Regions from separate parts of the Mus musculus genome. Here region 1 is linked to region 2. Evidence: chromatin loops called from intact Hi-C (ENCODE). Cell type or tissue: left cerebral cortex. All regions are shown on one strand. Each heading gives the region's core, and the rest is flanking DNA. Links, peaks and the distances in the headings are about the cores only.

What was found. Hi-C counts contacts between places; a loop is a spot of excess contacts. Peaks named below come from ENCODE experiments on the same cell type or tissue, not always from the same donor. Only the 100,000 strongest peaks of a DNase experiment are listed, where the experiment ranks them.
Region 1: it touches region 2 in a loop (4-fold over the local background); 2 of 42 quality-filtered maps call a loop at or near these places.

Annotation. Positions count from the first base shown.
Region 1 is chrX:112,697,691-112,714,886 of GRCm38, reverse strand. Pof1b (premature ovarian failure 1B) reads left to right here and starts at 16,236. Exons shown (of 17, transcript NM_181579.1): 1 at 16,236-16,299; 2 at 16,380-16,717. The coding sequence starts at 16,433. In left cerebral cortex, for the core only: no CTCF peak of the experiment used is centred there; a DNase peak (open chromatin) is centred at 8,080.
Region 2 is chrX:112,635,486-112,652,681 of GRCm38, reverse strand. Pof1b (premature ovarian failure 1B) reads left to right here. Exons shown (of 17, transcript NM_181579.1): 10 at 3,572-3,664; 11 at 4,509-4,622; 12 at 5,411-5,563; 13 at 5,851-5,970; 14 at 7,307-7,435; 15 at 8,267-8,349; 16 at 9,590-9,704; 17 at 12,241-14,255. The coding sequence ends at 12,246. Among named protein-coding and RNA genes, the nearest start is that of Zfp711, 43 kb to the right of the region's middle. In left cerebral cortex, for the core only: no CTCF peak of the experiment used is centred there; no DNase peak of the experiment used is centred there.

The DNA.
Region 1 (17,196 bases), core at 3,087-11,086, 63 kb before region 2:
AAAACCTCACTGAGTTCGAGTTCAGGGGTAGAACATCTGCCTAGTGTGTATAAAACCCTGTCTAATAACACTTAAATTAGTAAATACTGAAATATAGTACAATGAAAGTACAAACAACTGACAAAACAGAAAAAATAAAATACATAAGAAAAAAGAATTACCTAAAACAGCACATTAAAATGGCAACTGATTATCTCTATACCCAAAAGACAAAAAGAAAAAGGCAATTATATCTTCAATATACTTCAAGAAATTTACTGTCTATATGAACTTCTACTACCACTGAAAATGCTTTTCAAGGAAGTGGGAGAGTTGTTTCCATGCAATTGCATATGTATATATTAAAATAACTCCCAAATTAGGAAATTTCAGATCAAGATGCAGAACTCTCAAATCTTCTTCCAGCACCATGCTTGCCTGAATGTTGCCATTCTTCCTGCCTTGATGATAATGGACTGCACCTCTGAACCTGTAAGCCAGCACCAATTAAATGTTTGCCTTTATAAGAGTTGCCTTAGTTACGATGTCTGTTCATAACAATGAAACCCTAATTAAGACAGTCTTCTCTAAAGCAATAAAGTCTTTGGAACTGGGCAAGGGGGATGTTCTCTGGCTTCTACATGACAACACGCATACATGGAACCACATGCTTCTGTCATGTGCACCTTGTCTTAGTTATGGTTTTCTGCTGCTGCAGTGAAACACTGTGACCAAAAAGCAAGGTGAAGAAGACAGTGTTTATTCAGTTTACACTTTCATATCACTGTTTATCACTGAAGGAAGGACTCAGGACAGGAACTCAAACAGAGCAGAACATGTTGGCAGAAGCTGATGCAGAGGGCATGGAGCTCTGCTATTCACTGGCTTGCTCCGCTTGGATTCTTATAAAACCCAGGACCACCAGCCCAGAAATGGACCCACTCACAGTGAGCTGGACCCTCCCTCATCAATCACTAATTTAGAAAGTGCCCTCCAGCCTGATCTTGTTGAAGGCATTTTTCTTTCAATTGAAGGTTCTTCATTTCATATAACTCTAGCTTGCATCAAGTTGACATAAGTTTAGCCAGTATATACCTCTACCTGCACACACACACACACACACACACACACACACACACACACACAAATATTAGTGGAGACTCAAAAGGAACAATACTACCAAAACATTCAATTCATAGGGAAGGTAATGTGAAATTTGAAGGTACTTGGTGTGCTGGCTAGATTTCATAGTGCTGGAAATTGCTATGCAGCCTGCTTTAAGAAAAGACATCAGTAATCTTACCCCAAACTGGTTCCATACAATAATAATCTGCAAGGCAGTATGTGTTTATTAGTATAATAATTGCAAGATTATTTTGGGGGTGGTGATCATTCACTTGATTGGATTTAAAACTTGGATTTGAAGTTTGCTCCACAGGAGGGAATTCATATTTGGTACTGAAAGCATAGCCAAATTTATGGCTAAGGAATCCATAGGTGATAAGAGAGAATCTATTGATGTTTTGCTAAGTGATCATGTCTCCAAACCACCTTCTAAATATTTGTGTTTATACCTATATTATTTCTGCTTATTATCAACCTTAGCTAAGGGAACTTCTTGTTGCAGAAGGCAGTGGCTAGTGCAAAGTCATAACTGCTCCAAGTGATGAGAGTAAACAACTCTTGACTGCTCAGCTATAAACGGAGAATCTATATTAATCCCATTCCATGGCTCAGGGGACACTGAAGAAGAGGGGACAGAGGAATGCAAGAGCAGGGTCATGAGAAGGAGGAATGCTAGGAGATGCTGTTTTCTTGGCATAACATAGCTAGCTATTACACACATGAACTCCCACAGCTGTGTTTACTTCCACAATACCTCTACCCAATCAAGAAAGTTAAACATTTCAGTGTGGAGTGTGATTCCTGATAACCCACCCATAGCTGAAGAACTAATGGAAGTTGATGGAAGGGAGAGGTAGCCGTTTTTCTTTGTTGGGAGTGGGCATTGGTATGGTGCCCTACCTCAGTGGATGACCTCACATTTGTGAACATATGTGTGAGTTATAATTATTTTTTAAATAAACTATAAATTTAGGAGGTTAATAGGAGATATCTGGATGATGTGGAAGGAGTTGGAAGTAAATAGAGGACAGATGTTACCAAAATACAGTGTGTGTGTGTGTGTGCGCGCGTGCGCGCGCATGAATCTGTGTGTGTATATTAAAATATAAAGTATACTGCAAAGATAAATAAAAGTATTGAATCGAAAACTTCTTAAACTGACATTTCATTCATTTGAAACTGACAAATGAAATATCCTCAGGAACAATTTTAATATCCTCCCTCTCTTTTTTATTAATAGGCTATCTTTTTATTTACATTTCAAATATTGTCCTCCTTCCTGGTCTCCCTTCTGCAAATCTCCCACCCCATCTGCCCTCTCCTTTGCCTCTGTGAGTGTGCTCAAGCTTTCACAGGACCAAGGGCCTCTTCTCCCTTTGATTCCAGATAAGGCCATTCTCTGCTACCTATGTAGCTGGAGCCATGGGTCCCTCCATGTGTACTCTTTGGTTGGTGGTTTAGTCCATGGGAGCTCTGGAATGCCTCTCTCTTTATAACAAATGTGTGAGGAAGAAAAGAGCCCAGATATGTATTGTTTGACTAATGCAAATAACAAGCAGAACTAACACACACATAAAATACCATATTCCTCAAGAAGCACATATGCATTTCCTTCGTACATATAATTCTAAATATTGGGTTTATATTAGGTCATAAAGAAAATATCAAGTTTTTAAAAATTAAAATCATTTACATCATGTTCTGTAACCACAATACTTTTAAGCTAGAAATCAATAGTAAAAATTTAAACAAAAGTCCATATATTCTTGTAAATCAATAATCACGTCTATAAATAACCTGACATCAAAGAAAAGAGCATTTAAGAAGCAGACAATTTGGGATGTGTATGTAGCTTAATGGTAGAGTGCCTAGAATGTCCAAGGTCCTGGGTTTGATCTTCATCTTCCCCAAAATGAAAATGAGATCCAAAGTAAATAATAAAAATATTGTTCTCTCTCTATCACAACTTGGTTTATACCTCGTGTATTACTTCCAGGGGATTCTGTGAGTCGTTAAGCATTAAAGCATAGTTCACACACAGGAAACTCATCATTTACAGTGTGCAGTTCCACAGTTTTTGACAAAATTTTTATGTCTACTATCAAAGTTGATACTGAAAATTTTTCATGCTGACATTTTATAATTGCCATTCCCTTACAAACATTAATCTTTTTTCTAACTTTCTGATTTTTTAATCTTCCAAATGTCATACAAATAAAACCACATATTACATTGCTTTTTGAGTCTGATTTCTTTTACTTAGTGAAGTAAATTTAAGGTTCTATTTATGCATTCAGTATACAAATATTTTATTCCTTTTTTTTTCTGCTGAGTACAATTGCATTTAACAAATGTTTCAAAGTAGAAGGGTATCTGGACTATTGAAAGATTTTAGTCTCATGAATACAGCTTCAATAAGTATTTAATCACAGACATTTGGGTGAGCATAGACTAAAATACCTAAAAGTATGGTTGATGGATCACATGTTAAGTATATGTGATTCTATAAGAGACGGCCTGACTTCAGAAGTGGCTACCTCACAGTTTGCCTTTCTGACAGCAAATGGCAGTGAGTTCCAGGTGCTCTTAACCCTTGTCTGTAGTTGGTAAAGTTTTCACCATTATTTCTTTCCATCTTAATAGCTATTTAATGATACAGATTTGTTGTTTTAATTGTAATTTCCCTAATGACTCATGCATGATACTCAGCATCTTTCATATACTCACTTCCCACACCCCCATTGTTTGTGAATGGCCTATTGAAATACTTTATTACAAAAAATGAAATTGTTCGCTTTATTGTTAAGATTTGGGTGTTTTAAGGTTTTTTTAAATTTTGATTTATGTGTATTTGTGTCTGTGTCTGTCGTGTTTGAGTACGTGAGTGTGAGGACATGAGCATGTGCAGCCATGGAAGCCCAAAGAGGGAATTGAATCCTGTGGAAATCCAGCCAGCTGTTAGCCACCAGATGTGGGTTCTAAGAACCCTGTTCAGATCCTTTGGAAGAGCAGCAAGGTGGTCCTAGCAGCTGAGCCACCTCCGCAGCCCGTAGAGAGCTTTTAAATTCTGTTCTGGATACAAAGACTTTAATCATAAAATCATATATGCAATTTGAAAATATTTCCCACAGTATATGGCTTATATTTTTATTTTCCTCACTGTGTCTTTCAAAGAGCAGAAGATTTTTAATATTGATGAAATCCGTCTGATTTTTATGTAACAAAGCCATTGCTTAACCCAATATTATAAAAGTTTGTTCTTATGTATCAATCCCTGAGTTATATACTTTATGTATTAAATTTATCCTGATAATTCATTTTGAATTAAACTCTGTATAAGGTAAGGTGTTTTGGTTTAAGTTCATCATTTGTTGCTCAGGAAAAATGAGGTTATTGTTGCCTACTTGTTTGAAATGACTTTCTTTTCCCCATTAAATTATATTTACAACTATATTTGTTTTAATACACACACACACACACACACACACACACACACATATATATATGGGCATTCTCTTCCAATTCCACTGATCTGTGTTTTTAACATGATTGTTGTAAGTTTACAGTTAATATCATTATTGAATATCTGGTTACAAGAACTTTGGAGTGAGGGTGCTGAGTATTTAACCAAGGGCTTTGAGCATGCTAATCATTCACCCTGACTCTGCGGTACATCCTCAGCTCCCTTGTCTTCCATGCTTGTGAATTTTAACTTTTTCTTTTTCAAAATTGGTATGGCTACTCTTAGTTCATTACTTTCAAACAAAATTTCAGATTGAACTTTCAAATAATCTTGTTTTGAATTACTCAGGAATTGATTTAAATTTCTTACAATATTATAAATATTAAACACAAACCAACTTGAAGAAATTGACAAGTAATCAGAATCTTCTAATTTACACTAGAATGTTTTTCCATTTAACCGTATCATTTTTTGTTTCTCTTATAAGAATTTTATAGGTCTTAGTATACATATTTTACACATATTTGTTGGTATATACATTAATATTTTACTGAGAGTATTATAAATGTTATTGTTGAATGATTTATATTTCCAGTTGTTCAGTTATGATTATTTCTTGTTTTCCATCTACTCTCACAATTAGCACAGGCAAATTTTGTGAGATCAAATGTGTAAAGATTTCACCGCACCAGCAATCAAGCAATCAATTTTGTAGTGGACCCCAGCTGGGTGTTCTCTATTCCAATTTAATTCTGACACCACCTGGAAATGGTGTCAAATCTTACTGGTTGAGGACTCAATATTTAAGACTGTTCCTTCCCACTTTTGATGCCAGATACAAGCCCCAGGCTATTTTTACCTGTGCTTATGACAGACTTGATATACAATTGGGATTTCCACAATACACTCTTTGGGCTCAATTACTTTTCTAAAGTAGCTCACATAACAGGGAAACACACATGTCTATTATGAAGAATATTGTAAAATATGCTGATAATGATGTGAAATAGGTCTAGGACTGGAAGAAAGATCATGGTGTTCCCACACTCTGTGTGTGCCATCGACCACAAACCTCACCATGTTCCTCTAGCAGAAAACTCATCAAACATTCAACTTTGAGGTTTTATGGAAAGTGCATTGTATAGATATGATTGCTAAGAGAATGGTTAAGAGAATACATAATAACTTGTCTATTTCTATCTGTCTTGGTTTCTCTGTGTAGTATTTATGTGTTCAGGTTAAGTCAGCTAAATTATTTATGGTCAGCTCCAAGAGTAAAAAAAAAATGGAGAAAAGATTTCAGTTTCTATGACCCATCTTCGGGAGGATGCTACAGGCCAATAAATTTGTTCAACACATGTCTTATGCCACAATGGTAAATAGTCACCATTTACATTGGTAACTTCATTTTCTATCCTGAAGTCTTTCAAATTAATTTATTATTTATAAGAAAGTTTAGTTGCATTCCTGGGACTTGTACTTGGACAGTCATTTTATGTGTAAATAAGTGCAGTTGAAAACCATTTTATTTTCATTTACTCTGTCATTCTATAGGATTTCAAATACAATATTGAATAGGAGTAGTCAGAATAGATATCTTGCCCATTCCTTAGTGTAAAATATAGCATTCAACCTTTCATCATTAGGTAGATAGGATGTCTACTATAGATGGTGTGTGTGTGTGTGTGTGTGTGTGTTGTGTCTCTGTGTGTGTCTTTCTGTCTGTGTGTGTGTTTCTCTCTGTGTGTGTCTGTGTGTGTCTGTCTGTATGTCCGTGTCTGTATGAGAGAGGTGGCCATAATTTATCAGAATGAGGCTCATTTGTTTTCTTAGTTTAAAGAATTTTTTTTATTACACAATGGACATAGGATTTTGACAAATATGCTAGTTTCCATTTAATAAGAAGACCATAGACTCATTTTTTCAGCCATTAAATTATATTAATTTTTGAATGTTCTATTCAACATTTCTTAGTGACTTAGTTACTTATGTATCACTTTGAAGAGCCATCGTGATCAAGGCAACTTATACAGGAAAACATTTATTTTTTAATGGCTATTTTATTTGTTTATATTTCAGATGTTGTTCCCCTTCCCCATCTCTATGTATAAAAACCCATCCCATCCTCCCCTTTGCATCTAAGAGGGTATTCCCCTACCCATTCCAGCCTTACTCTTCTAGCATGCCCCTACCCTGGGACATTAAGCCTCCACAGGACCAAGGGCCTCCCCTCCCATTGTTGCCAGAGAAGGCCATCAATCCTCTGCTACATATGTAGCTAGAGCCATGGACCCATCCATGTATACACTCTTTGATTGGTGGTTTAGTCCCTGGAACTGTGGATGGTCCAGTTAGTTGTTTTTCCTTTGGGGTTGTAATCCCCTTCTTAAGTCCTTCTGCTAACTCTTCCATTGGGGTCACTGGGCTCAGTCCTATGGTTGGCTGTGAGTGATTGCATTTCTATTAGTCAGGACTGGCAGAGCCTCTCATAGGACAGTGATACCAGGTTCCTGTCAGCAAGCACTTCTTGGCATCAGCAAAAATGTTAGGGTTTGGTGTCTGCATATGGGATGAATCCTTGAGTGGGGTGGTCTCTGGGTGACCTTTCCTTCAGTCTTTACTACATTTTTTGTCCCTGAATTTCCTTTAGACAGGAACCATTCTGGAGTAAAAATTTTGAAATGGGTGGGTGACCCCCAACCCTCAACTGGGCACCATGCCTATTTACTGGAGGTGGTCTCTTCAGATCCCATCTCCCTTCTGTTGAGTATTTCAGCTTATGTCTTCCCCACCTCTTGCTTCCCTGGCATCTGGGAGTTTCTAGTGGTTCCCCTGTTCCCCACTTCCACTACTACATATTTCTATTCATTCTCATGATCCTCTGGACTTCTCTCTTGTTTATTCCCGTACCTGATCATGTCCCCACCCCCTCTGTTTTCCTCTCTTTCTCCCATGTCCCTTCCTCCCTCTATCTCCTGTGATTATTTTGTTCCCTCTTCCTAGTAGGATTAAAGCATCCAAACTTCAGTCTTCCTTCTTGTTAAGCTTCATATGGTCTGTGAGTTGTATCATGGTGTATTCTGAGCATTTGGGTTAATATCCACTTATCAGTGAGTGCATGCCATGTGTGTCCTTTTGGGACAGGGTTATCTCACTCAGGGTGATATTTTATAGTTCCATCCATTTGCCTGCAAATTTCATGAACTCACCAGTTTTTAATAGTTGAGTAGTACTTACTTGAGTAAATGTATCACATTTTCTGTATCCTTTCCTCTGTTGAGGGACATCTGGTTTTTTTTCCAGCTTCTGGCTATTATAAATAAGGCTGCTATGAACATAGTGGAGCATGTCTCCTTGTTATATGTTGGACCATCTTTTGTGTGTATGCCTAGTAGTGGTATAGCTGAGTCTTCCAGTAGATCTATTTCCAATTTTCTGAGAAACTGCCAGATTGTCTTCCAAAGTGGTTTTATCAGCTTGGAATCCCACCAGCAATGGAGGAGTGTTCCTCTTTCTCCACATCCTCCTTGCCAGCATCTGCTGTTGCCTGAGTTTTTGATCTTAGCCATTCTGATTCATGTGAGGGGGAATCTAAGGGTCCTTTTGATTTGCATTTCTCTGATGACTAAGGATGTTGAAGATTTCTTTAGGCGCTTCTCTGCCATTTGAGATTCCTCAGTTTAGAATTCTTTGTTTAGCTCCATATCCCATGTTTTTTTGGGTATTTTATTTATTTACATTTCAAATGTATCCCCTTCCCTGGTTTCTCCTCTGCAAACCTCCTATTCCATCCTCCCTCACCCTGCTTCTATGAGGGTGCTCCCCACCCACCTTCTCCTGCCTCCCCGCCTGGCACTCCCCTACAATGGGTCATTGAGCCTTCACAGGACCAAGGGCCTCTCCTGCCATTGGTCATCCTCTGCTACATATGCAGCTGGAGCCACAGATCCCTCCATATTTATTCTTTAGTTGCTGGTTTAGTTCCTAGGAGCTCTGGGGTGCGGGGTCTGATTGGGTGATATTATTGTTCTTCTGTAGGTTACAAATCCCTTCAGCTCCTTCATTCCTTTCTCTAACTCCTTCATTGGAGACCCTGTGCTCAGTCCAATGGTTGGCTGTGAGCATCTGCCTCTGCATTTTTCAGGCTCTGACAGAGTCTCTCAGAAGACAGCTATATCAGGCTCCTGTCAGCAAGCACTTCTTGCATCAGCAATAGCATTTGGGGTTGGTGACTGTATATGGGATGGATCCTCAGGTGGGATAGTCTCTGGATGGTCCTTACTTCTGTCTCTGCTCCACAGTTTTTCTGAATATTTCCTTCTTGAGTATTTTGTTCCCCCTTCTATGAAGTACTGAAGTATCCACACTTTAGTCTTCCTCCTACTTGAGCTTCATGTGGTCTATGAATTGTGTGGTTCAGCCATTAAAGGCTAAGCTTATAACCAAAAACATATCCCATTTTTAATAGAGTTATTTGCTTCTCTGGAGTCTGACTTTTTGAGTTCTTTCTATATTTTGGGTATTAGCCCTCTATAGGATGTAAGGTTGATAAAGATCTTTTCCCAATCAGTAGGTTGCTGCTTTATTCTATGGACAGCATCTTTTGCCTTACAGAAGATTTGTAATTTTATGAGGTCCCTTTTGACAATTTTTTACCTTAGAGCCTGAGCCACTGGTGTTCTGTTCAGGAAATTTCCCCTTGCTGATGTGCTCGAGGGTCTTTCCCAATTTCTCTTCTATTTAGATTCAGTGTATCTGGTTTTATGTGGAGGTCCTTGATCTACTTGGACTTGAGCTTTGTACAAGGAGATAAAAATAGATCCATTTGCCTTCTTCTACATGCTGACCACCAACTGAACCAGCACCATTTGTTAAAAATGCTTTGTCTTTTGTTTTCCACTGAATGGTTTTGTCTTCTCTGCCAAAGAGTAAGTGTCCATAGGTATGTAGGTTTATCTGCCTGTCTGTTTCTGTATCAATACCATGCTGTTTTTATTTAATGTGGGGGCTTGCCTAGAGTTTCAGAGGATGACTCCTTGAGCATCATGGTGGGGATCATGGCAAATGGCAGGCATATAGGCATGGCACTAGAGAGGAAGTCATTCACAAGTAGAGGGAGCAACTGACTGGTACTTGTTTGGGCATTTAAAATCTCAAAGCTCACTTCTAATGACATATTCTCCAAAAAGGCCGCACCTTCTGCTCCTTCCCCAGTTCATATATATGAGTCTATGGGGATCATTCTTAATCAAACCACAAACATTACATAAAACCCACTTGATCAAAATACATTAAGTTGTGTAAGTTTTTCAGTTTGTTCATATTTTGTTGGATTTCATTGTATAGGTTTCTTATATTATCTTTTCCTGGTGTTAGTATTGGATTAATGTCTTTATATGTAAATATAAATCCCTGAGTTTAGGGAGGAAAAGAAGAATAAAGAGGAAAGAGGGGAGAGAAGAGACACAGACAGAGTCAGAGATATACTTTTCTTAAATGTTTAATGTTCTCAGGATTTTTCTTTGTGAAAAGGTAATAACTGTGACTTCAAACTCTTTTCATACATTTCATTTTGGGTAATTTGTACTAATATGTGATTTACAAAGAATTGCTCCATTTCATGAATTATACAGTGTATATGAATAGAGTTGTTCATAGAATACCTAATTATCCTTTTAGTTTCTATGGGGTCAGTAGTTATATGGCCAATTTCATTGTGTGTTTGTGTGTGTGTATGTGTGTATCACCAGAAGTTTGTAATTATTAGGAAGGCTTATTAGAATCAATGTTTGGAACACAGCTCTCAAGTTTTGACTTGCTGGCTTTGGGATAAAGCATTAAAAACATTTCCGATGAGATTGATGGTTTTGGCCCCAAAAGTTCTCTCTTTGAATATGACAGATATGCTTATACAGATGGTCAAGTGTTCTTTGATATATTTTTATGATATCGTTAAAATTAAATACCAACTATGGGTTCTCATTTACTTTCTAAATCCATTCAAATATATCCAGAATAAAAAGTCATACAGAAAAATATGAACACACACTATTCCATAAATAATATATATTATACATAAAACATGTTTTATTGTCAAGAAAAATTTGATAAACACCACACACAGTAGATCCATTTGAAGATTATGTTCATAATGTATATCATCTTTTTTAAAGGCTATAGATATTATAGCAATAAAGCTATTCCACATATTACATTTAACCAGATACATATTCAACCTAGGAGGTCATAAACCACTTCTTTGTAAAGCTAGTGGTTTTTGACACATTTGAGAAATGCTGCATCCCTAAAAATCTTCCAGAATCATAGAGCCTACTCCACTGCATGTGCACACACAGAGAGTTGGATAACCTGTCCAGAACCCAGGTCTTATTTTTTCTAACAAGTCAATTAGTTTTGGATAGAAATATATCACCAGTAAAATTTATTTTAGGAAGAGAAATTGATACTCTGATGCAGCGATGCTATAGGTTTTATAAGGGAATATCTACTTTCATTTTGTTTGCATATATTTGTTAGACAACTGTCATTTTGATGTAGTATTTTAACTTGAATTCACTTCAGATTAAACTTGTTTTAACAGGTTAAACCCGTTTCTAAATGCTGCCTTTAATTTTTGTTCAAACTAAAACAAATATCTTTTTCATACCTCATATCCTGAAACATTGCCCAGTCAAAAATTTCCCAACAGCAGTTAAACAAGATCCGTGTTAAGTCCTGTCAGAAGGCTGGAATGGAGTTCTGCCAGATCAAATGAATTGGGCTTAGTTAATGATACACAGCTGCTTTCATATACTCATACAATGGTCTCACCTACCTTGGGATTTACCTCCTTCTCATGCTTGTTGACCTTTTATAACATGAACATTCTTCTCTTGGTCATAGACAAGGCAGAAGCAAAGAGGCTTAAGTAACTTTGTGTTAAATCTTTCTGTCGTTCTTGTATCATTAGCCCCAAGCTATGAGCCCAGGAAGAGAGAGATCTAAGCATCAGTCTCATAAAACAAAAGGTGGAGTAAAGGATTAGTAATGCACATAAAAACTGCTGATGCCGATGAAATGTATTTGGTGACAAATTGATAATTACTTTTGCTATTTAATTGTTTAATAAAGTTCTATATGTCAATTTTGATAAATTTACTGGTGCTTTGTTTTATCTTAATGACTTCAGGTAGCTAACGTTTCAAAAATTAGGACCATACCTCACTGGGACATTTAATTTGATTTTCAAATTGACTAATTTACAAAAATTACACTGAATGCTATGAAAAATTGTATTTTAAAATCTCATGCCTCGGTAGTATATTGCAAATAGCAAGCATTTTCTTATTTAATGCTAACAAGTTTGTGAAATGGATATAATATTTAACACACACACACACATACACACACACACACACACACACACACACACACGTAGACGTACACACATGTACACCTGTCTTCTCCCTCTTTTCCTAGCATATAATTCCTAAAACAATTTGCGTTTTTGGCATGCTAATTAGTTGATTAATCACTGGTAGCCCTTGGATACCTACATGATCATCACTGGCTTCAGGAAACAATAAAGTACAGAGATTCAAGGCTTTCAGACAGCCTTGTAGGATTGAGCTTCCAATGTCAAAATTAACTAAATTAAAGGACTTCCAGGTGGTGTCCATGAAAGAAACTGCCTGCTTAGCATGCAGAAGAAATCCCCACCTCCACCCCCACTCTCAACACAGACACACAGACACACACACACAGACACACAGACACACACACACACACACACACACACACACACACACACACACACCAGTAGTGACAAAAGTGTTTTGAGACCATAAAATATTCTGAGTTTTCTGAGTTTGTTTATCCCAAATCCTTTGTAGAGCAATTGAGTACTTTTAAAATGACCCTCAAAACAGCTCATCTAAAATGGAAATTATTTTTATTGTTTTTAATGTATTTAGCTGATGTTTCGATCCTTATGCTTATCATTAATATTGGAGTTTTGTTTTCTATTTTTTACCCATACTCTCTTGAATTTTGAACATTTTTTCTCTTTTTTGAGATTTAAACCATTTTATTTAGTGTGTCTGAATATTTTGCCTAAATGTATGGATGTGTACATGTGCATGGCTGGTGTCCTCAGAGGATAGAGGACAGCATCAATTACCCTGTACTTCAGTTACTGATGGCTGTGAGCCACCATGTAGGTGCTGGGAATTGAACCCAGTCTACCGCAGGAACAGCAAGTGCTGTGAACTGCTGAGCCATCAGCCCAACTCCTTCAGTTACATTCTTGATAAATGAATTGTTTTTATAGCTAGGAACAGTGAATAAAATTTTTAGCTCTATTGCAATTAAATTACCGTCTAAGGGAATATCTGTTCTATTCCCCCAAATCAAACATTCTAAATTAGTTTTTTTGGTGCCAAATATAAAATATCTATATTACAGAGAAAAAAGACTGCTGAAAATATAATCAAGAATTCTCTGAACACGTCTAGTGCTAAAAATAAGTAATGAACTCTTATTACTCCGTATACTATAGACAAAAGGAGAGTACAATCATGAAATTTGTAGAATACATTGTCAAATCCTTTGGATTTTCAATTGTGACATGGTGCAGGTACTATTGTTACATAGATAACTGCATTTATATTTATTTACCAATACAAATATTTGGCACTGCAGATCACGACTTCACAAGGAAGTTCTCAGAGAAGAAATTGAATCTTTCTTGAGAATGATTGATTAGATTCTTGGACTTGAACAAGGATGCTCAGTATCTGCTTTGTAGTTAGATGTGATCTGTCTGTCAGATAATGCTTAAGTTCATTTCTTTATTCTTCAGCTTCAAGCTGTATTCCTTATACCCAGGGACAGGTATGACAAAGATTGAGGGAACACATCTATTTCACATATTAATTGTAGCCCAACTATATCAAGGTTGACAGCCTGCATTTCTAAGGAACAGAGAGGGCAGATACAGTCAGCATTTTATGCGAACAATACTTTTTTATTCTTCACCTCAACTTCTTTACACACAAGATTACATATTGACTGGCAGCAGATACTAACAGCAGTGTGTGTGTGTGTGTGTGTGTGTGTGTGTGTGTGTGTGTGTGTGTATGTGTTAAATTCAGATTTTAATCAGTGTTAACCAGATTATACCATTTATACCCAGATCACATTCACAAAAAGTTTCTGCAAAACGAGATAGCCAATGCTAGCAATGAGTTATGGATCTAATATAATACCTGGTTACTTGGTAGGTCATGTATTTCTAATTAATGTATAATTAATTTTTAAATTATTTTTTACTTTTTTCAATTCTTATTAGATATTTTCTTCATTTACATTTCAAATGCTATCTCAAAAGTCCCTTATACTCTCCCCCCTGCCCTGCTCCCCTACCTACTCACTCCCACTTCTTGGCCCTGGTATTCCCCTGTACTGGGCACATAAAGTTTGCAAGTCCAAGGGGACTCTCTTCCCAATGATGACCGACTAGGACATCTTCTGATACATATGCAGCTAGAGATACAAGCTCTGATTAGTTCATATTGTTGTTCCACCTATAGGGTTGCAGACCTCTTCAGCTACTTGGGTATTTTCTCTAGTTCCTCCATTGGGGGCCCTGTGTCCCATCCAATAGAGAACTGTGAGCATCCACTTCTGTATTTGCCAGGCACTGGCATAGCCTCACACGAGACAGCTATATCAGGGTCCTTTCAGCAAAATCTTACTGGCATATGCAATGTTGTCTGCGTTTGGTGGCTGATTATGGGATGGATCCCTGGTTGGGGTAGTCTCTGGATGGTCCATCCTTTCGTCTTAGCTCCAAACTTTGTCTCTAACTCCTTTCATGGGTGTTTTCTTCCCAATTCTAAGAAGGGGCAAAGTGTCCACACTTTGGTCTTCGTTCTTCATTCTTGAGTTTCATGTGTTTTGCAAATTGTATCTTATATCAGTGAGTGCATATCATGTGAGTTCCTTTGTGATTGGGTTAGCTCACTCGGGATGATACCCTTCAGGTCCATCCATTTGCCTAGGAATTTCATAAATTCATTCTTTTTAATAGCTGAGTAGTACTCCATTGTGTAAATGTACGACATTTTCTGTATCCATTCCTCTGTGTAGTGACATCTGAGTTCTTTCCAGCTTCTATTATAAATATGGCTGCTATGAACATAGCAGAACATGTGGCCTTATTACATGTTGGAACATCTTCTGGGTATATGTCCAGGAGAGGTATAGCTGGGTCCTCAGGTAGTACTATGTCCAATTTTCTGAGGAACCGCCAGCCTGATTTCTAGAGATTTTGTACCAGCTTGCAATCCCACCAACAATGGAGGAGTGTCCTTCTTTCTCCACATCCTCGCCAGCATGTGCTGCCACCTGAATTTTTGATCTTGAATCACTTGAATTTCTGACTGGTGTGAGGTAGAATCTCAGGGTTGTTTTGATTTGCATTTCCCTGATGACTAAGGACATTGAATGTTTCTTTAGGTGTTTTTTTTGGCCATTCAGTATTCCTCAGTAGAGAATTCTGTATTTATCTCTGTACCCCGTTTCTTAATAGGGTTATTTGAATGGGCTCTGGCACATAATAAGTGACTAGTAAATTATAACCCTTTGTTTACTTATCACAAAAGATGGCTACTCAGATGAAAGACATCATTTTCTTACTCTCTGAAATAGTGGTCCTATGGTCCATATACATATAAGGAAGACCCTCTCCTCCTTTTTAAAGGAGTACTCATGTATTATTTTACTGTTCAGTTTCTTGCTGGAGTTTCTTGCAAGGGATTACCTTGTGGGTAAATACCTTTATGATTGGATTTGCAAGTAGTTGTAAATAAGTGCTGAACACATTTAAATCTCATTTTGTCTCAAAAGGCCCCATAAAGGTTTACAGTGCCTTTAACAACTGGAAATTAAGAAAGCAATGGAACTCCATGTTTCCTGGGGCACAAAAACGTCAGGGCAAACCCCTTTGTAAAAATGTAAACCATGAAAAGCAAAAGGCAAAGCACAAAGTTCTTGTGGAATGGGTACCTTTTTCCTCAACCCTTCCCACAGCACATCTCCAACTTCTAGACAGAATTTCCATCGTTTGGATACATCTGTCAGAGTCTTTCAAAACACATACTATGACTGAAGCCAGATAAACAGGTTCACAAATTAGAGAAAATTTCTTGGAGTCCCCATGGCAATCTGGTTTATCGGCATTATTACCGGGGGTTTGTGAAGAATGCAAATTTATCTCTGAAAATTAGTGTGTCCCTAGGCTTTAATTTGGTCTGAGGTTCTGGAATGAGTACTTAGGCTTGAAACTACCTTTGCTAAATTTACAAGCCATGGGAAAGTGGTGTTGTTTTCTCTAACAGGTTTTGACACTGGTATCTTTTGTCTTCAAATTTCCAGTCCCAGGAGCTGGCTCCTGCCCTGAACTTCTGTGTCTACTTTTTCTAGACTACTTTACCTACTGGGAAGTCCTGTTGCTATCTCTGTGGCAAGGCAGGGCCTCTCCTGGCACGCAAACCTGCCAGGTGAATCCGCCCCTCAGGGGCGTGTCAGTGCCATTTCCTGGAGCAATCTCCCAGGGTGGCTCCTGTTTTCTTTTGAGCTCAAATACTTTGCTGTCTACTCTGCAGCTGCCAGACCTGCTCCTGCTGCTGTTCGGGTAACTCATCTTTTACTGGTACCACCAGGGATACAAGGTGCTTGATAAAGGTCTTCTTTGCGTGTCCCTGCATGCCTGCTCTCCCTGTTATCTTTTTAATGTTTTTTTTTTCCTTAGGGAGAGCACCTGGGAAAACTCTGGGGAAACTGTTTCTGACCACCATCGAGAAGATGATGAGCTCAAGCTATTGGAGTGAGACCAGCAGCAGCAGCTGCGGGACCCAGCAGCCCACAGAGGTCCTGCAGTGCCAGCCTCAGCATTACCACTATTACCATCAGCCAAGTCAAGCCCAGCAGCCTCCAGAAAAAAATGTAGTGTATGAACGAGTGAGGACCTACAGTGGGCCAATGAACAAGGTGGTGCAGGCCTTGGACCCGCTCGGCTCACGGGAAGTGCTCTCCCCTCTCAAACCTGCCTCCTCCTACCAAAGTTTGGTTTGGAGCGACCATTCCCAGGTAATAAAAGCTATTCCAGATTATCTTGAAAAAGGAAAACAAATCTTAAATCTCACTTCTTTTCTGCTTCATTTGCCATTTGCTGTAATCTATGGGATAGCTGTTGGTGGATTTCGGTTATGTATGTGTTAGACAATCTCCCAAATTCTGTCTCTTAGCTTTTTTCCCCATTTACTAGAGCCTGTGGTTGGTTGGTTGCCATTCTAATGATTTACATAACTTAGCCAGAGTATAGAAAAGCATATTTTTTTTAAATTGAAGTTGATTGAAAGATGTGTTCTAAGTGGCAAGCCATTTTGCCTTTAACGACAAAAGTAGTCATCAATTTGAATGCAATAGGTTTATTTTTAGAACAGTTCCCCACTAATTCACATCATATCACGAGCAAACAGGTGTTTTGTGCCAAATAGAATGATATAGAGACAATAGTACATATGGAGTGATGTGTAGTTATTTGTGTTCAGCTAATAGTATGCTGA
Region 2 (17,196 bases), core at 4,279-12,278:
CTATACAAACTTACATTCCTATGAGAAATATATTTACATTCCCATTCCCCTGCATCCTGTTCGGAGTCGGTTGTTTATTTCTATACAAGTTTAAAAAAAGAAACTGTGATAGCAGTAATTACTGGATGGCAGTAATTACATTTTATAATTTGAAATCTATTGCTCCATGATTTTCTATATTTTATGTGTTATTTTTTGTTTAGAGAGATGATATTTTTGAATAGCTTTGGTTCTGTAAGTTAAATGGCAATATTCTTATAGCTTTTAATACCATGAGAACTACACCTTGTGTGTGTATGTGTGTGTGTGTGTGTGTGTGTGTGTGTGTGTGTCTATCTGTCTGTCTGGGACTGATATTCAATCACATGTTTTATCAGGCATTCCTGGCTTAATTTATGGAAAAGTTTGTGACTTCCTCTTTCACAGTGTTTGTAATTTCTTGCTAAAGGATTTTATGGTTGCTTAAAAGCTTTTGTTGAAAAATTCTAACAATCCCTTTTAGCTTGATATTGATAGCTATCAATTGATTTTCCTTATCAGCTTGAGACTTTGTTTTTGTCTTTCAGTGGTCAGTGAATCTAGATGAAAGCCTGACCATTTGGTTACTGCGTTATGAAACTCTTAACAAATGAAAGTTTTATTCAGATATCTTGTTTTAGAAGGTTACCTGCTATGGTAAACAATAAGAGGAAATGAGACAGTTTCTATTACTGCCAAGTGGAAGTGAATGCTCTTCTAATTGGCCTGTCTTCACATGATACAGCAGAAGACTTTATGGTATCAGTTGATATGACAGCTTGGAGTATCATTTTTGCACTGTTAGGATGAAAGTCTCATCTCTACTTTTCCTGACACAGACCTAATAAGTAGTATTGATGTAGCTCTTTAAATCCTGATAATGGCAGAAGTCTGGGCTCATTCTCCTCCTCTTATCCTTAGGTGATATAAGAGTCAGAATTTCCCCAAACCAACCTGTTGTGGAATTTGGTTTGAGACAAATATTGTCTAAAGGTTTTCTGCATTGTTTCTTTCATCATCTTGAGCTTTCAATATTTTTATGTATAAATGCTTGTGATTTTTATTCCTACTAAGAAACCATTAAAGAGACTATGAGATTCAAAGAAGTCTAAGTAAAGACCTGGACACTTATACAAATGCAGTGAGAGCCACTGGGGATAGTTAGGGAAGATATTAAGAAACCCTGTCCTGAAGGAGTTTTGTAAGACAAAATCTCTCCAAAGTCTACATGTTTCAACAGGTATTCATGTTCTAATATAGTTCATATGAAGTTCATATATGATAGTTCATATCCTAACTAATATCAATTACATTGAACATGTCAGGAAGATAGGACTATTATGAGCTGTAGTTCTCAGGTCAGACCTGAACTTTTTTCACTTGTTGATAAACATGATGCATATACCACATGATCTGATGATATGTCAATAAGCCTGCACCCCTCATTGTGAGGTTTATTACCTTTGATAAGTGTGTTGCATCATTCTTTAAGCTGGTGTGTATGATAGACATTTAGACCTGGGCTTTGTTTTATATGGTTTTGATATGCTGATATTCCCATGTATTCTTTTTTTCTTTCTTTCTTTCTTTTTTTTTTTTTTTTTTGGTTTTGTCGAGACAGAGTTTCTCTGTATAGCCCTAGCTGTCCTGGAACCCACTTTGTAGACCAGGCTGGCCTCAAAACCAGAAATCTGCCTGCCTCTGCCTCCCAAGTGCTGGGATTAAAGGCGTGTGCCACCACCGCCTGGCCATGTATTCTTTTATTATTATTATTAATTAGGTATTTTCTTCATTTACATTTCCAATGCTACCCCATAAGTCCCCCAACCCCTCCCCCCACTCCCCTCCCCCCCACTCCCACTTCTTGACCCTGGCATTCCGCTGTTAATTTAATTTTAGTTGTAGAAGTTCATAGGTAGTGGTATTTGATTCATCTAATTAAGTAGTTCTGAACCTTCCTAAACTTAATAGAGTTCTTCATATTCTGGTGACCCGCAACCATAAAATTATTTTGTTGCCACTTCCTTATAACTATAATTTTGCTACTGTTCTGACTTATAAATGTCTGATATGCAGAATATCTGATAGTCTATCCCCAAAGGGATCGCAAGCCTAAGGTTGAGATCCTTAACAGATGACTTATTTTTCCTCATAGTTCTTGTTGGGTAGGCAGGTGGTCATTTGCTTGAAACAAACAAAAACAGGCTGTCGTTGGCATCAGAGTTTGTATTTAAAATGCAGCAGTCTAGTTCTGTTCGCTACTCTGTCTCAAGAGCCCGGTGTGATTTTGAGGGACGGGACAGATGAACCACTTTTTCCTATAGTAGAGAACCAGAGTTGAGTTCCAAGCACCCACATAGAAGTTAACAACGTTCAGTAACTACACTTGCAAGAGATGTAATGCCCCTTTCTTGCCTCCATGAGCACCACACACTCATGTGATGCATATCTATATATGCAGGCATATACTCATACACATGATGTAAAATGAGCACATTGTTTTGAGAACTGTGTTGTGACATAGCCTACATTTTAGATGTAACAATGAGCTAGGGGATGGTGTGGTAATGGAGTCACTCAAGGCAAGTTATTGCCTGAAAAAAACTCAAATTGGAAGAGCTTAGGGCAAAACAGCCTGTACTCTACATAAAACTTAATTCTTTACACCTCAGGCAGAATCATTGGACAGCACAGCACACTTAAAGTTCTTTTTTTTTCAAAAATTTTTATTAGATATTTTCTTCATTTACATTTCAAATGCTATCCCAAAAGTCCCCTATAACCTCCCCCCGCCCCCTGCCCTGCTCCCCAACCCACCCACTCCTGCTTCCTGGCCCTGGCATTCCCCTGTACTTGGGGCATATGATCTTCGCAAGACCAAGGGCCTCTCCTCCCACTGATGGCTGACTAGGCCATCCTCTTCTATATATGCAACTAGAGACACAGCTCTGGGGAGTACTGGTTAGTTCATATTGCTGTTCCTTAAAGTTCTTTTTATGGCTTGAAGATCAAGTGCCTCAACTCTTCAAAAGCAAAAATCTGATGATAGAATTCTGCTGTGTAAAGAAGATAGTACCTTTTTCATACAAATGGAAAAAAAGAAAAGTTTTCCAAAGGATTAGTTAAAATCTTTTCAGGAATGTTGCTTGACTTGCTTACGAGAGAATTCAGAGAGACATGGGTGGGGTACTAAACATGGATAGTCTAGAGGGAGCAAAAAGAAACGGGAAAGTGATAGAATTGTTTTGATTGAAAGCATGTATAAAATGCTGGGTGTTGTGGTGTACAAGCCTTTAATCTCAGCATTTGTGAGGAAGAAGCTTGCAGATCTCTTGTGAATTCAAGGCCAGTCTACTTTAGCTACAAAACAAGTTCCAGCCAGTCACGGCTACACAGTGAGCAATTATCTCAAAGAAAAGGTATTAAAAATAAAAAAAATTAAAGTAATTTTGTAGCACTAGAATATAAATACAAATAAATAAGCTACACTTGCTAGTGTTGCCTATTTTGAAGCATTAGTAAAAAGAAACCCTGGATGCTTTTCTTCCTTCAGATGAGGGGTATGTCTGATAAGTCCCTGAGACTAGTGCTGTCCACGTTTAGCAACATACGGGAGGAACTTGGACATCTTCAAAATGATTTGACAGTAAGATTTATTTTGATATTTCTTTCCCATGTATTTCTGATGGTTAGCTTCTCCACACAGAAATGAAAAAAAAATGTTCAATATACTTTTACAAATATATTGTAAAACAGTAGTATTACACATCCATAGACATGACTTACTTTGTGAAACAGCTAATTAGCATTGAAAGAGGAGAAAAGAACTGCCTCATGAGTACATGAAAGTATGTTGATAGGCATGAATCATTTAATCTCCCACTAAGGTAATTAATGCTTAAAGGCAGAGTTGTCTACAAAATTAGAATAACTGTAGTCATTGAAAAGGAATTTTCCTCTTTACTGTAATGATAAAGAATACTTAGAATTTCTTTTTAAATAGAAAACTTGAAAACCTTTTCCTCCCAATGCTTAACTTTTCTATTATTTTAATTGATATTTTTGGTGCCATCGGCTAGATACATTCTGGTGAAATTTCACTATAGTAAAAAACACCTCGAGGAATTTTGAGTGTTTTCCCTTACTTTTCTGGTTAGTTTCTGCAGTCTCATAAGTGTAGCTAGATTTTAATTTGAAGATTCTCCACCTGCTGAGATTAAGAAGTCTTTGTAGATTGAAATAAAACATAAAAATTATACAGAGCATTCTGCTTCATTGCACTTAGCAGTAGCCAATCCGTCAAAATAGTCCTTTCAATAGAGGATTTCAAAGTTTGTGCCTTTGTATCTCTCTTGACTTTGAAGAATTCCACTTTGTTAAGCAATTACAGATGAAACAAGTTTTTATTGAAATTTTACAACATAATCAAGACATTACCTGTTAACAATTTTATGTAACTCTGAGTCCTAATAAGTAATTTATGCCTTTAGTCACTGGAAAATGACAAGATAAGACTTGAAAAGGACTTGGCATTCAAAGAAAATCAAATGAAAGAGTATGAAGAACTCTTGGCATCAGTGAGAGCAAATAATCGCCAACAGCAAGTAAGTTGATGTCTTTTGTAGGTGATATTCTAGATTGATAGCTTTCCATATGCACAATCACTGGCACATTGAAGTCCTGAGATATAATCCAAATGGTATTAAAGTGTGATGGAACAATTTGTTCATCTGAGAATTGAACAGCTTTGCATATTTTCAACAACTGAATACCCTCTCAGAGAAATAGGCAACCTTATGTAGTATATAGCATACAAAATACACAGTGCTCTATATTTTGGGGCAACAAGAATTGTCACTGAAAGTCTAAGTTGATGCAGTCTTTGAATCTAACGATGAGTTAATTGGAAAAAATGATACATCTTATGTCTGTGTACAGAATAAACAAGGAAATGGACTCTATAGGCATTCTGTGTTTTTTTGAGCAGAGATTGTTCTAACCAAAACTATGATAAGCTTTCAGAGTTCATTCTCTCTGTTTGGTCTCATGACTTTCCCAAAGTTTTTACAAACTTAATCTTTTAACCACAGTGAAGGGCAAGGTCATTTTAGAAACTGCTAGTATAGTATGATGTACTCAGACTAACAAGGATCTAATAACTAAACTGGGACTGAAATTTTTACAAAAATGGTATTCATTTTTACACATTAGACAAATAAGATTAGGGAAAAGATTAAAATGTAGTATGATGTTCAAAATATCATAAGGCAAGAGTCTAAAAGATTGAGTTTGAAATTTTTTTCTTCATATTTCTCAATGAGTCACTTAAAAGGACACTTACTTTGTAAACTCAAAATGCATTTTTCTTATGGATTTGTATCTTTCTTTACAGCAAGGACTTCAAGACTCAAGCGCAAAATGTCAGTCATTGGAAGAAAATAACCTTTCTCTTCGACATACACTGTCAGACTTGGAATACAGACTGAAAGAACTTGAGTATTGTAAACGCAATTTAGAGCAAGAGAATAAAAACCTTAGAATACAGGTACTAGATTTTATAGTATTGTTCTAGTTATATAGCTATAAAGCTATCATTGTTAATAGAATATACAAACTTCACCTTGAGAAGTACTTCAACTCCTTTCTGTTGACCTTACATGAAAGTTGTACCATGCTGACACCTGAGCTTTATAAAACAGCCTCTCAAGATTATTTTTATTATTTCAATGTCTTATTTAATAACATGGTATTAATGTCGTAATAATTTTGAAACCTAATATGTATTTCCTTCTTAATAATCCAATTACAAAAAGTTATTTTGGTTTTATATAGGTGTCTGAGACTTGCACAGGCCCTACACTACAGGCTAAAATGGATGAGATTGGCAATCATTATATGGAGATGGTAAAAAACTTGAGACTTGATAAAGATAGAGAAATCAGCAAGCTAAGGGTATGTTGATCCTACATTGTATAAAACTGTCTACAGAAGCTTTTTAAAACAATAGTGGTTGTTGGGCCTTGAGAGATAACTCAGAGGATTTTAACAAAACCTGTTGTTTCATCATGAGGAAGAGAGTTACCATCAACCATATAACAAGTCATGAATTCCATCCTTCAAATGTTTGTAACTATAGCTCTGTGATATCTATTACATTCTTCTGGCCTCTGCATACACATACAAGCATATACACACATTTATCATGCATGTATGCATAAATTAATAAGGTAATTTTTAATTAAAATAATAACTATCACCACCATCACCACCACTCCCCTGTCCAGCCACTATTAAAAAGAAAAATAAATATTGTTACAATTTTAAAACTATAAAGAAATAAATAAGTTGAACATTTTAGTATTTTCTAATTTTTTTTTCTTATAAATATACTTCTGTCTATTAAAAAGCAGTGAAACTTCCAACTAGTACTTCAAGTTAAATTATTTTATACTTTATTTTTTTCTTCTCAGTTGTTTAGAAAATCATTAATTTCATTGTCTTGATTTTTAAATTTTTAACAATTTATGTTTGGGAGATTGCTTAATGCATGTTTTTTCAGAGAAGAGTCATATATAACATCGTTAAGCTAAGACATAGTTGAGCTGGGTGATGATATTTTGGTTAGCTTTTTTTAATTAAAAAATAGTTACACCATTTCTCCCTTCTATTTCCTCTGTCCAATCTCCTCTGTATACCCATCCTTTGCTCGTTCTCCAGATCCTTGCTTTTATACATAAATACAACCTGTTCAGCCCATTTAGTGTTAAGGTATAATTTTGAGTCTGATCATTCAGTATTGAATAACCAATTAAGGGATGTATACATACAGAAACCTATTTCTCCCATTTCCTGCATTTCTTGGTTGCCTGTCATTCTTTGTCTATGGATGGGGGGGGGGGTTAGTGAGATTTTTTTCCCTATGTTAGCATGCCTATTGATATTGTCTTTCTTCAGGTCTTGTTTAGGCAGCCATAGAGGCATCATGGGTGAAATTACCCTGTCGTTGATACAATTGATACAGACAGGGTCAATCTCACAGAAAATTTACTTTTCCTGTGGCTTACTTACTGCCCCCTCTTCCTTGATATTCCCTGAGCCTTAAATTCGGGATTTGAGTTTTACATGTATCAGTTGTGGCTGAACACATCACGATATTTTGTTTCTAAATGTTATCATTTATTCATATAAAGAGTTTTCATTTTATGACTATGTGACTTGACCTAACTATACTACATTGAAATTAAGTTTTTTAAAAGCATTATAATAATTGTTTTTTCTAAATCCTTAGTCCCAATTAAACCAGTACCAAAAAGATGTTTCAAAAAGAGAAGGAAGTTGTAGTGATTTCCAATTCAAACTTCATGAATTGACAAGTTTGCTGGAAGAGAAGGATTCTCTAATAAAGCGTCAATCAGAGGTAAGAAAAAGGATAGAAAATGGAATGGTACAATTAAGTTCTGTATGATAAATAATCCCCATGGATTAGGAAAGGACACATTGAGTGGGAGCAATGGTTCAGCTGTTAAGAGCTCCTAATCAAAACACCAAGGAAAGGACACATTTCAAAGATATACTTTACTACATATCAATGTATGTATATGAATAGTACGATTTACACTTAATGAAATGAAAGAAGGAATTGAAGTTAAAAAAAGAGATGGGTGCTCTACGTTTACTATTTCTAAGACAGTGGATTTATATTTTATTAACAGTGAAATTCTCTAAAGCCTGTGAGCTCATTCTTAGATCATGAACTCCTCCTTCATTAAGGAACATGTAGCCCAGAATCTGGTATATGATAAGTTCTTTAAAAAAACTACTATTATTTTAAAAATGGCACTCATAGTGACATTCATAATAAATTTGTTAGAATGCTGAATTTACTTTCTTATAGAAACCACTATTATTATTATTATTATTATTATTATTATTATTATTATTATTAGGCCATATTTTCAACTACTCAGAACAAAAAAAAGTCATATCTTCATACTGACATCCATGTTCATCCAATTGTCAACATCCCACCTCAGTTAGTAGCCAGGTTAAAGAGTTATTATTAATATTAGGTTGGAAAAAATAAAACTGGTGGAAAAACTTTGGTAAAAGGCCTGTATAGCATTTTGACTACTGTGTATCAACATTAGTAGAATTACAAAACAGGAGGAGTGGTGGATGTTGTTCTTAGTAATCTTATTACCAAATGCTTATATTTCTATTTAAATGATTACTGTGTTTTATTTGTAAGGAACTCTCAAAGTTGAGACAAGAAATATATTCATCCCATAACCAACCCTCTTGTGGTGGAAGGACTACAATCACCACAAAAAAGTAATGTACTTTAAAATGACTTAATGTGCCAAGTTATTATAAAATTTAGTTTTTATTCTCTTAGTTGATGTGCATACCATTAAAAAGTGTTCCGATCATTTTACTTGTTTGATCATTCTACTGGAGAATGAATATTCAAAAAAGACATTAATATCATGGTTAGGATAATTGTGTATCATATTTAGAGTATGTTAACTACTATAGAAATAAAAACAAAGTTGTTTATGACATTGGGGCCATCAGTTGATAGATATTTAGTTGTGGTAAGTTGTGGAAAGCAGTCCTGATTATTCAAGTTGATATTCGTAACCCTTTATGTGAAAGGTATGTGTTTCACTAATTACAGTGTATGCCTGAAACCTTGAATAATATAAACTCTTATATTAACTTTGTCTTTTATTTGATTTTAAAACATATATTATGAAGATCATCATATAATTTCCATCATAATTTTTCCATTATTAAGGACAGATGTTTTAAGTTTGTTCACTTAAATAATGTATACATCCGAATTTTCAGCATCACTAATTTTGTGCTTTAGGAAATAAAATGGTTATGTGTGATATCACCAGTTGACTTAATAATAAAGAAAGCTGAGTCAGTGACTGAGTAGCATATAAAGTATAGATACATTAAGGAATAATTAACATGCTAAATGTAGTTCAACAGCACAAGATTTTATTAGCCTACTCATAATGGTATAATATTTGTAACTTAAGAATTATATATTTGGGGAAAATTTTAATTAGTGTTTTGGAGCATATTTGGGAAGGAATATCTGGAAGTGTTGGTAATTAGGGCAGAGGTCTGTTACAGCTTTTTGTCTATGTATAAAACAGTATTAGATAGTTTTACCACACAAGATACGACTGTAATATACATTATTGTGTCACTTTAACTTGATAAACTTTCTAGAATCCAGTTAATTCTCCTTTCCCTATCTTTCCCTATTGTGTATACACGAAAAACTCTTAGTAGTGATCTCAGCAATTATGATACTTAGTTACTTTGATTTTTTTTCTGTGTATTATTGTCCTGTGTTACCAGTGATCCATCATAATCAGAGGCCACATCCTCCCTGTATTTAACATAAAAAGAGTTGCACTTTTATATTTGAGAAGGCATTTCATTTGAAACTAATTATTCAGTGATAAATTGATTTAAACAGGGGAGAAGAAATGGAAGTGACTACAAATTAAAGTTATTTCATACTACTAGTAACTCTGTTTTTGGTGTATAGGTACAGAACACAGTATCCAATCCTAGGTCTCCTGTACGATGACTATGAATATATACCACCAGGTAGTGACACACAAACGATTGTGATCGAGAAAACTGAAGACAAATGGACTTGTGTAAGTTTATTTGGGTATTTCTAGCCTGTTTTAATTGCATATTTATAGCTTTTAAAAATTAGGTAAAATATCAGATGTCATAGGCAATTTGAAGTGGAATGGAACATGAATGTGCATGTATCGATAGAATTTGTCTTGTAATCTTGAATGTGGATACTTACTACCTTTTATTTATTTAAAAATGGAAAAGAGATTTGTATCTATTTTATATCTAGGCTGTAAAATCCTCCAATTTTAAATTCTGGGGTTTAATGTGAAGCCAAATAACCATGCAAGTAACATCTACTCTAAAATTTACTTACTTCAATTTCCTCCTCCAACATGATCAGATAACATAGATATCAACACCATTCTAAATACTTCAACCCATTACTAAAATCTCTTCTTGTACATGGATGCCAGCTACATTCTTCGGAGTTTCACTGCTTTCATTGTTAACCTTTAGAATAGTGATCATCACAGAGGAAATATATATATTCCCCAGCAAAGTAGTTCTATCCAGTGGCATCTACTTTCCAACTCCAGAACATTTACTGTATTTGAACATTTTCAGTTTGCAGTAGAGGTCAGCTATATTGACATCTACTGGGTATAGTCCTGCCTATGGTGTGCAGGACACTCCTTAAAAAAATCATCTGATCCCAAATTTTAATAGTGCTGAGCTTGAGAAAACATGCTAATATTAAAGAATGTTTTTGAGTTGTTCTTAGTTATATACTTCTACAATCTTGAAAGGTATCTTAATAAGCACTTCAGTGATCATAAGCGCAGAAATGCGAAACATTCCTCCTGTAAAATGGACCGAGAAATTTCAGATTCTCAGCTTTCTAACCGTACATAATTTTATTCAAAACAGTAACTTCAGTGTTGTTATCAGCTACCTGTCAAATGGCTTATATACTAAGATAAAGCAAATCCATGGCTAGTAAACTCAAGTAAGTGCTTAGTCTGAGAAAGTAGAGGTGGATTGAAAGGGGCATGAGGAGGGCATCCAGTTTACTAATAATGTTTTGTTTTCTGAGATTTGTGATTTTGAGCATATGTGTGCAATTGGAAACAAAGGTCTGTAACATATGTTTTTTCACAATTTTATTGTACTTTGATACATATATGTTGAAAAATATTACACCTCAAAATTGCAGTTTACTTATGCTGTTACTAAAATTAAATAGTTGTTAAATAATGCATTAAAGATATAGATCTTGGGCAGTGGTGCCACATGCCTTTGATTCCAGCACTTGGTAGGCAGAGGCAGGCAGATCTCTGTGAGTTTGAGGCCAGCCTGGTCTATAGAGTATGTTCCATGACAGACATGACTACACAGTGAAAAAAATAAGGGTGGTGGTGGGGAACAGAAAGAAATAAAGAAACGAAAAGAAAAAAGAAAAATATGTATCTTATAGCCAAATAAGCTCAAATACTTCAGTAGCAATAAAAAAAAATCATGATGATTTAAGTTCTAATGTTCTTTTACAGTAATAGGCACCGGTACTTTTTTTTTAAAGATTTATTTATTATATGTAAGTACATTGTAGCTGTTTTCAGACACACCAGAAGAGGGCGTCAGATCTCATTATGGGTGGTTGTGAGCCTTGCTGGGATTTGAAATCAGAACCTTTGAAAGAGCTGCCAGTGCTCTTAACCGCTGAGCCATCTCTCCAGCTCCAGGCACCAGTATTTTAACTAATCAGTGAAAGTAAGCAGTGTGTATTAAATCTCCAACAAAAATAGAAATACATGCCTAGTTTAATCTTTTTCAAATCATTTCTCAGGCCATCAACTTGTTAAGAAATATTACTAATTATCAAGTGAGAAAAGTACTTGATAACTTAAGAATCATATTAGTACAAAAATGTGTTTACACAGGATAAAAAAATTGATCCTAAAAGTTAAAATTCAAAAAAAAATTGCTTGATGGGGCTGGAGAAATGGCTTGGTGGTTAAGAGCACGGACTGCTCTTCCAGAGGTCCTGAGTTAAAATTCCCAGCAACCACATGGTGGCTCACAACCACCTGTAATAGGATCTGATGCCCTCTTCTGGTGTGTCTGAAGACAGTGACAGTATACTCACATACATGAAATAAATCTAAAAACAAAACAAAACCAATTGCTTGACTACATGCAGTGACAATATTTTATGTGGAATTGAAGGGTCTAGTATAGCTATTTCTTCTGTCTGCAATGAAATACATAAAGTTGGAAAGCTGTATAGAGGAAGAAGTTCCAAATTATTCAATAAGTTCATAAATGATAGAACTGTATTTATTGACTCACATATTTCACCACATATTTAACCTTTAAATATGACAATAAGAACAAAATTACCCAATCTCCATCCCCCTTGCTTTACAGTCATTTAAAACACATTCCTTAAGTTGGAGATTATCATTTTATTGAATATTCTATAAAATAGTGTATAAAAGTGAGATACATTTCTGTTAGCAGTATACATACCCAACTGAATATTTTTAGTAACTATGTACATGTAAAAAAATAACTGTGAACCAATTTTAAGATGTATTTTTTCTTTTCTAGCCATGAATGGACCCATTCTACAATACTACAACCCAAAGGAAATTTTCTTTGTCTGCATCAGTATTTTAATTGTTATTTTTCTATTGCTAATGTGCAATCAAATTGTGAATCATGTTACTACGCCATGGATCTAGTGGGACGATTTAATTCTAGAGATGAGTTCCCCCTCATTCAGGAGAACTGAGTCTTTAAAAAAAACACACACACATTGATGTATTTGAAATTTAACACCGTGCAAATGAGAGAAAAAAAATGACCTTTGTGTTTAAACCCTGGTTGCAGACAGTGTAGAACCTAACCTGTTATTTTTATATAGGGTGCTTCCTATATGTTGAACTTATTCATACAATAGAGCCTTTACAAGTTATTCTATTATGTTAATGTGCAACTTAGCTATAGGATTCAGTCCTGTTTTTCAGCAAAACAGAGGCAATTAAATTTTAAAAAATAGGCTAACTAGAACATAAAATATACAGCCTTACTTTTCTCACATTAAGCTTGTGACTAATAGGAGTACAGCAGTGCTAACATATCTTGGAAACAGCTAAGTCAAAGGTGGAGGTTAATTTTGTTAATCATGGAAATGAGCTAATATCTTTTAAATAAATGCATTAATTGAATTATACATAGTTCTAAGTACATGTCAGTGCCTGGGAAAATCTGTTCTTTCAAAACATATTTTCTGCAAGTGGTCCAATTCACTTTGTAAAAAACGCAATACTGTACTGTAGTAGTGGGCATAAGAATGTAGAATTTTTCATAGTGATATACAGACATAACATTGCTATATTGCATAGTCATAAAATCTTTAACAAAAATAGCAGTAAAAGATACTTGATAGCTGTATCTTGGAGAATATTTTATAGTAGAGTCTTTGATGTAGTTAGAAATTTGTTACTTGAATTGTAATGGCGTTACAAAGTGATACAAGTATTTGTTTATTATATTATAAATAAGGAAGTTTCATAATATAACCCAATCAAAAGGTACAAAACATTGCTCATCAAATTAGGATTAAGGTAACAAATATATTCAGTTTACATGTTTAGTTCATAGTTTTGTACTAAAATATCTACAGAAACCTTTATAAAATTCTTCAATGCTTTATAAGCATATTCTAATTATTCTAAGAAGCAGTTAGTATAAGCATGGCTGTGGCACTATATGCACTAGAACTATGAGTTAGAAATATTTAAAAGGTCTTGATATGAAATTGAGTCTTATTTATATTCTTATAACACTTAAGATAAACATTAAGTTCTCTAACATGAATAAAATTTCTATTTTATCAATATTTTATGATATAAAATGTTAATGTTTCATATTTTTACAATTCCCCTCTATTTTCTGGACAGACAAGTTCTCTCCTCTGATAGATACCCATATATGCAATTATGGCAAAAGTGTATTGTTTTTGTCTATTACAAAAGTTACAATGGAATGCTTTAATTACCTTGACAGAAAAATGCCATAATTACAGTTTGAAAATGAGAATGTCTTTTTCAAAATTACAGAAAACTAATAATATCCAGAATTAAAGAGCAATTAAGAAGACAGTCTGTTTGATCTAAGATAGTGATTTAGAGTCATATAAATGTTTCCCATTTTTTTTTTACCAACGTTTTAAGATCAATAGAAATAAGAGGAATAAAAGTGATATTAAATTATACATTTAGTTCTGGAGATGGGTTCCCCCAGTCATTCAGGAGACCTGAGTCTGTTTTTTATACATTGATATATTTGATATAGCAACACGCAAATGAGAGGGGGAAAAACCTTTGTGTTTGAACTCTAATTGCAGGCAGTGTAGAACCTAACCTGCTATTAGGGTGCTTCCTATGTTCATCAATTCTGTGTAGTTACTCAATGAAAACTCTAGTGTCATCAGGTGAAGATGTCCATTCATCTCATTTCTATCTCTATATGTTTTCACTTCAGATTTGTCAAATAAAATGGAAACTGGAGAGTGTCATACAAAATATTCTTATGTATCTAAATAAAATATGTTAAGCATCTGTATTGTCTTTGTGAAACTTCAAATAGAAAGAACTTTAGCTTATCTTCCTATTTTACCAGGAAATATTTTATCCTTTGAATGTTTATATAGGAGCTATGAGGCAATTTTGTAAAACAAGCACAAAAGAAAATTCTTCTTGATATAGCCTACACGAGGTAGAACTTTAACAAAAGTTTGACATCCAGCTGGTGCAAAATTTAGTTTTCTAAGCCCACACATGGTTTTCTAAGATATTTTCTTCCCATCTTGGTACTGGTACTTTAGCCATATTACTTTTTTCAAATTTGAACAATATGAAAAGAGTGCAACTTTTAAAAATATTTAACTATCAAATTTACATCAGTTTAACAAAAGTCTGTCTTTGCATTTCTTTCTTTCTCATTATTGTAATTTATAAAGATTACATTTCTTTAGAAAATAGAAATTCTTTTGAAAGTAAATGTTTTCAAATGATTTCCTCAAATGACCCATCTTCACCAGGAAACACTGTTACAAAATTTACTTGATTTTGTAGTAATTTTTGTTCAACTGAAAAAATACATTATTTCATGCTTACTCTAGGATAAATAGTAAAAATAGTATTTCAGTAAAGAGTATAATAAGCACATCTTTCATTGATAAAAGTGCCTAATATTTACTCCAGAACAAGACATAACTTTTTATTCTATAAAGGAATAGTGGGATTGTTATGTGACGCAATTACACGATAGACAGTATCAATTGCCATTCTCAGTAATTTTCTTGAATTCATCTTATTAATAATGTGCTTATAAACAAGCAGGCATGGTGGCATATACCTTTAATCCCAGTACTTGGGAGGTAGAAACAAAAAGATCTCTGAGTTTGAAGACAGCCTAGTCTAGAAAATGAGTTCCAATATAGCAAGGGCTACACAAAGGAACCATGTCTCAAAAATTTGTTTTAAACAAAAGGTGCTTTAAACTCCCTGGGGCCTCCTGTCTCTTGAGAGTTAGGTGCATCATCTCTGAATGAACATAGACATGGAGGTCCTCTACTGTATGTGTGTTGGGGGCTTCATATTAGCTGGTGTATAAACCTTGTTTTCCCATCCCAACATATTAAATGTTTTGAAATTCATGCTACAGATATCCTTTGGGTGGGGGGGAACTTTACAATATAATGCCTCATTTCTATACCGTGTTTGCTAATACAATCAGTGAATACTCTATATGGCTCAAGAACCTAAAAAGCAAACCAGTATATTTAAATGAAAGAATATATAGGTATTTTAATGTAGTTTCCTAAAGGAGTCCAGTGAGACAATCATATTGTGGAAAATATCTGTTCCTAGGATAAGAGTTTGTAAATCAGATGGGAGGTGAATAAGACTTGCAAAATTACTATCAGTAATGCCAACTTTTCCAATTTTTAATGAAACAAAATTCCCTTTAGAATACTTACTTGCAAATGTAACATTTATTCACCAGATATAATTTTCACCTCATAGCTTACTGCTGAATAAGCTCACCCTTCCTAGTTCTTTCTGAACTCTGGCTGGCTGATTAAACTGAGCTGTTCTAGCTCAACACTCTCCAAGCTGACTAATTCAAACTGGCTTCTCTCAGATGCTGACTGAATTTCTTTGTCCTCAAACTAACTCTGCTGAGCATCACTGCATGGACTTTACAAAGTGATCTCAACTGAACTCCATTGAATTGCCTAGACTCAAGTGAACTTCACTCACTGAACTTCCCCCACTCCAGACTCACACTGCACTCCTTCAATTAGCCTCTCTTTCCTGTCCTCTTGCAAGCTGGGCATCTTATCTCTGACCCATTCTGTGAAATCTTTCTCAGTTTCATCACTTTATCTTCCCCTTTATAAAATTTCACTTTCGAAAAAGGTTGCTTCCTTCTACAAACTAACTTTACCTTCATTGTTAGGGGAATAATATAAATGAAACAAGCTTTGTCAAATAATGTTAATCATTAAAGATGTTAAAATGTCTAAGTGGGTCCTGAAAATTACTCTTGAATTTGTATATATATATAAATTTTATGAATGGTACAAAGCTGATATTGAAAGTTTTCCTGTTTGAGACATGAGTAGAATTTAAGAGCTCTTTCTGGGAAAATAATTCCCAGATACATTGTTCATACCATAGACCACTTAAAAGTGAGAGTTGAGTGAATCTATCTGCACACGATGGCTATGAACTAGTCTGTGAAAGGAACTTTACAGTTAAGTCCCCTACAGGTATTTTAGGGTAGTCATGTGCCAGGGAAACCTGTTCTTTTAAGGACATTTTTTAGTTTATAATGTGACTTCTATTTCGTTTGCACTGAAGTTTCTTTTAGGGACTATTTATAAGTAAAGAAATAGATCTTATTTAGTTCAATTCTACTATAAACACAAACACCTTATATGGTACCTTACTTCCCCCAAGAACTGTGATAAAAAGTCTTTACATTCTCCAAAATGATCTTCAAATATAAACAACGACAACAAAATGTGTTCCATTCTTTTAAACCTACAATGATTTTCTACTAGAAACTTCTAAGACTCCCATCTCTTATGAGTCCTACTCACTCAATGTCTCACAACAGGTTATTTTATCTCAGGTTGTTTGTATTTACAGGTTTCCTTTCCTTGTTCTCAGTGGCATGTCCTTAATAGGGATTTTCTTTATCCACGTACCCAGTTATTTAATCAAGAGCAGCACAGTTTTCTGGACTAATACTTGATGCTTTTTACCTAACACTTATTACTCAAAAAGCACAGCAAGTGAACTTGCTAGAAGTGTAAAACTTTAGTTACGACAACTAAATTCAAATTAATAAGATCGCTAGGTGAACCTTATAATTTGTGGAGCACTAGTCTAATGTATGAAGGTAAGAGATTTCTTCTGCTGCTAATGGGCTTTAAAGAATAATCATTCAACTGGTAAGTGTTTAACATATATGGCAGTATGATTCCTG